Linked DNA regions of Homo sapiens: region 2 is linked to region 1. Evidence: read pairs that join two places in POLR2A ChIA-PET (ENCODE). Cell type or tissue: Caco-2. All regions are shown on one strand.

Evidence for each region. ChIA-PET counts read pairs that join two places held together with the same protein. Peaks named below come from ENCODE experiments on the same cell type or tissue, not always from the same donor. Only the 100,000 strongest peaks of a DNase experiment are listed, where the experiment ranks them.
Region 2: POLR2A ChIA-PET joins it to region 1 with 8 read pairs; 4 of 35 experiments call an interaction of 5 or more read pairs at or near these places.

The regions. Positions count from the first base shown.
Region 1 is chr11:66,475,724-66,478,223 of GRCh38, forward strand. PELI3 (pellino E3 ubiquitin protein ligase family member 3) reads left to right here. Exons shown (of 8, transcript NM_145065.3): 8 at 1-1,614. The coding sequence ends at 444. All of the region lies in intron 1 of DPP3-DT (DPP3 divergent transcript), which reads right to left. Among named protein-coding and RNA genes, the nearest start is that of DPP3-DT, 3.3 kb to the right of the region's middle. RefSeq lists enhancers at 547-1,367, 2,005-2,500. In Caco-2, no CTCF peak of the experiment used is centred here; DNase peaks (open chromatin) are centred at 948, 1,088, 1,897, 2,388 and 1 weaker place.
Region 2 is chr11:66,798,023-66,800,522 of GRCh38, forward strand. The region is part of intron 4 of TOP6BL (TOP6B like initiator of meiotic double strand breaks); the gene reads left to right. Among named protein-coding and RNA genes, the nearest start is that of RCE1, 44 kb to the right of the region's middle. In Caco-2, no CTCF peak of the experiment used is centred here; no DNase peak of the experiment used is centred here.

The DNA of each region.
Region 1 (2,500 bases):
CAGGAGGCAAATGCAGCGCGGCCCCAGTGCCCCGTGGGCCTCAGCACTCTGGCCTTCCCCAGCCCAGCCCGTGGCCGCACAGCGCCCGACAAACAGCAGCCCTGGGTCTACGTCCGCTGCGGGCACGTCCATGGCTACCACGGCTGGGGCTGCCGGCGGGAGCGGGGCCCCCAGGAGCGCGAATGTCCTCTCTGCCGCCTTGTGGGGCCTTATGTGCCTCTATGGCTTGGCCAGGAGGCCGGCCTCTGCCTGGACCCTGGGCCGCCTAGCCATGCCTTTGCACCTTGCGGCCACGTCTGCTCTGAGAAGACTGCCCGCTACTGGGCCCAGACACCACTGCCCCACGGCACCCATGCTTTCCATGCCGCCTGCCCCTTTTGCGGGGCCTGGCTTACCGGCGAGCATGGCTGCGTCCGCCTCATTTTCCAGGGCCCGCTGGATTAGGCTCCCTGGGGCCCCCTGCTGCTGTGCCCACCTGCCCACCCAGGTCCCCACCTCCTGCAGCCCAGAGGGAGCTCTGCATGTGGGACACTCCCTGCTGGCACAGCCACACCAGATGGACATGTTGGATGGGCTGTGCCCTTCCCCCCAACTGTGGCCCCCCAAGGAGGTCCCCAAGATCTCCACCCCAGTCATGCTGATGGGGCCTTCAGCACCAGCTCTGTCCTGGGTCGATGGAGGAAAGCCCAGCCCCATGGCCTTGCCCTTCCTGGGGCATCCCACATCGTGCCGCCGACACTGTGTGCCCCTGGGGGAGTGAAGGGGCCAGGGGCCTTTGACCCCCAGCTTAGGCTGGCTATGCCCTGAGCCTGCCAACCCAGTTTCAGACACTCATCCTTCATCCTTCCTGCTGCCGCCCTGGGTTCCTCTATAAACCTCGCTGCTCAGCTGCCCCCACAAGTCCCACATGCCCCGCATGCGTGCAATGCCTCCAGCCCCCAAGTGAGTGGTGGGTGGGTGGCAGGCTGGGCCTAGCACTTGCTGATAGCCACTATGGGCTCGACTCTGTGCTAAGTGGTATCTGGGGACACAGAGGCAATCAGACCTGGTTCCCCCCCTGGTGGAGTTCACAGTCTAGTGGAGGACAGACTGTTAACAAATGGCAACACGGCTTCATGCGTGCCAGGATCAGAGTACAAATCAGGCTGTGGCAGGCCTCACTGGTAATGGAAAAGTGAGGGAGGCTTCACGGAGGAGGTGTCATAGGAGCTCAGCCTCAACGGCTGCTCGGAACCCTCCGAGTCCACAAGATGGGAAGCAAGTCCACAAGATGGGAAGCGTGCTCTATACAGAAGGGAGGGCCTGTGCACAGGCTCAGGTGTCAGTAAGCCAGAAATCCAGGGACAGAGTCAGGATGGCTGGAGCATGGACTGCGGGGGGAACAGAGAAGGGGGTGGAGCAAAAGGTTGGGACCATGTGACCAGGGAAGATGCTGGATGGAGGATTCTGAACCTCATTTGTGGACGGTCAGGAGTCAACAAAGGGAGGAGAGAGGACTCACTGGTCAAGAGTGTCGGCTGTGACACAAGGGCCATCATCCCTGAATGCCCACCATGTGCCCCGCACTGTGCTGATGATGATAATAATAACTACGTCCATTGAGCACTCTCCAGACACCGGGCTCTGCTTCTTGGAGGTTTTGTTATTTAATCCTCATAGTAACCCAAGAAGGGAGGTGTTGCCATTTTTGTCTCTGAGGAGATGAGGGCAGATGCACCAAGTCACACAACTAGAAAGTGGCCAAGCCAGGATTTGAATCCACAGCTGCTCCTCTCCATCACAGTGTTGCTTTCCTTCAACAGAGGTGGGGGTGAACCAAGCAGGGTTTTGGATACTAGATTGGTGGACACCCACCTGCTTCGTGCCCAGCCCTGCGCAGGGCCCCTGCAGTGGGCAAGGCCGGGCCTCTTGCAGCCCATGGTCTGCAGAGGGACCTACCCGTGCTTGTGTTGGAAGCTGGCCCCCACACCTGTGCTGGCCACCTGTACCCCAGGCCAGGATGCAGTGGGCTATTAGCCAGGCTGGAAGTGTTCAGAGGAGTGAGAACCAGGGGCTCTAGAAGGCCCAGGGAGGACCTGGAGCCTGAGCCAAGTCTTGAATGGCAGAGCATCTCCAGAGGCAGAGAGGAGTTGGGAGGGCAGCCCAGGTGAGGGGAACAGCATGGTGTGGCAGGGAACATGCCTGGTGTGGAGGGGGGCAGCAAAAAGGAATGGGGGGTAGGGAAGGTTGCTGGGGCCTGGTGGGCCTTGATTGCCATGGAAGCCAAGCCTGAACTGGATTCCTATTCATCCTGGCCACAGGTGGGCGTGTTGCTGGGGTTGCCCCAGACCATTCCTGCAGGGAGCGAGCCAGGAAGACAGGCAGACGGCTGTTCTGGAGATGAAGAGAAGAAGGCTCTGAGTATAGGCCTGACCTGGGCATCGTCCCCAATAGATGACAGAGCCTAGGGAAGTACAGATTCCAAGGGGAGGGATGGACCTGACCAAGGCCACACAGCTGG
Region 2 (2,500 bases), 320 kb after region 1:
TCATCATCATCCGCATTTTGTAGCTGAGAAAACTATGGTACAGAGAGTAAATAACTTGAAGAGTCAGGATTTGAACTCAGGCAGTCTGGTTCTAGAGTCACTTCTTACCTTATGTTACACAGAAAGAAAAATATAGGTGAATGGAGAGAATAATTAGAACAGTGAGGTACACTGGAGAGGATATAAAAGTCAGATGGAGAAGAGGAAGAAAAAGCAAAGAAAAAAGCATGGAATGTTCCACATATGAAAATAATAGAAATAAAAATGGATAGTTCCTTTAAAAAGGAGGTGAAGGGGCTGGGTGTGGTGGCTCACACCTGTAATCCCAGCACTTTGGGAGGCCGACTTGGGCGGATTGCTTGAGCTCAGGAGTTCCAGACCAGCCTGGGCAAGATGGTGAAACTCTGTCTCTACTAAAAATACAAAAATTAGTCGGGTGTGGTTCCATGCACCTGTGGTCCCATCTACTTGAGGGGCTGAGGCAGGAGAATCGCTTGAACCCAGGAGGTTGAGGCTGCAGTGAACCGTGTTTACACCATTGCACTCCAGCTTAGGTGACAAAGTGACTCTGTCTCAAAAAAAAAAAAAAAAAAAAAAAAGTTAAGGGATAGGGGTTGAGAGAATGGCAAAGAGGCAGGGATGATTTCTGATAATTTGTGACAACCTGGAGCTGTGATATAGGGCTCAATATATTTAAGATTTAGAATTTAAACACAGGCAAGCATTAAGTATGTTTAGGGAAAATACAAGTGATAAAGAATGTATTTTTTGGCCGGGCGTGGTGGCTCACGCTTGTATCCTAGCACTTTGGGAGGCCGAGGTGGGTGGATCACAAGGTCAGGAGATTGAGACCATCCTGGCCAACATAGTGAAACCTTGTCTCTACTAAAAATACAAATATTGGCTGGGCACAGTGGCTCACGCCTGTAATCCCGGCACTTTGGGAGGCCGAGGTGGGCAGATCACCTGAGGTCAGGAGTTCGAGACCAGCCTGGCCAACATGGCGAAACCCCGTCTCTACTAAAAATACAAAAATTAGCCGGGCATGGTGGCGCACGCCTGTAATCCCAGCTACTCAGGAGGCTGAGGCAGGAGAATCACCTGAACCTGGGAAGTGGAGGTTGCAGTGAGCCGAGATTGTGTCATTGCACTCCAGCATGGGTGACAGAGCAAGACTCTGTCTCCAAAAAAAAAAAAAAAAAAAAATACAAATATTAGCTGGGCATGGTGGCGCGTGCCTGTAGTCCCAGCTACTCAGGAGGCTGAGGCAGGAGAACTGATTGAACCTGGGAGGTGGAGGTTGCGGTGAGCTGAGATTTTGCCACTGCACTCCAGGCTGGGAGACAGAGTGAGACTCCATTTCAAAAAAAAAAAAAAGAATGTCTTTTTCCTGGCTGAGCACGGTGGCTCATGCCTGTAATCCCAGCAGAAGTAAAACTTTGGGAAGCCGAGGTGGGTGGATCACTCACTTGGGTGGTCAGGAGTTCAAGACCAGCCTGGCCAACATGGCGAAACCCCATCTCTACTAAAAATACAAATATTAGCTGGGCACAGTGGCGCGTGCCTGTAGTCCCAGCTACTCGGGAGGCTGAGGCAGGAGAATTGCTTGAACCCAGGAGGCGGAGGTTGCAGTGAGCCGAGATTGCGCCATTGCACTCTGCACTCCAGCCTGGGCGACAGACTGAAACTCCGTCTCAAAAAAAAAAAAAGTCTTGTTTCTCTAGGTTCATCCGTGTCACAAATGACAGGATTTCCTTCTTTTTAAAGGCTGACTAGGCTGGGTATGATGGCTCATTCCTATAATCCTAGCACTTTGGGAGGCTGAGGCAGGAGGATCACTTGACCTTGGGAGTTCAAGACCAGCCTGGGCAATATGGTGAAACCCTGTCTCTACAAAAAAATGCAAAAAGTAGCTGGGTGTAGTGGCACATGCCTGTGGTCCCAACTACTCAGGAGGCTGGGGTGGGAGGATCACTTGAGCCTGGGAGACCAAGATCACACCACTGCACTCCAGGCTGGGCAACAGAGCAAGACCCTGTCTCAAAAAAAAAAAAAAACCACAAAAAACTAACTGTATTCCATTGTGTATATACCACATTTTCTTAATCAACAGAAAGACAAATACTGTATGATTTCACTTATATGTGGAATCTGAAAAAGTCAAACTCATAGTAGAGAATAGAATGGTGGTTACCAGAGGCTGGGAGTGGGTTAAGGAAGGAAATAGGGAGTTGTTAGTTAAAGTGTACAAAGTTTCAGTTAGACAGGAGGAATAAGTCTTTAGAATCTTATTTCACAGGGGGGTGACTATAGTCAATAATAATGTATTATATATTTCAAAATAGCTGAGAGTAAATTTCAAATGTCTTACCACAAAAAATGCTAGTAAGTTATGTGATAGATGTTAATCTACTTGATTTAATCATTCCACATTATATACATATATCAAAACACCACATTGTACCCTATGAATGTATACAGTTATAGTTTATCAATTAAA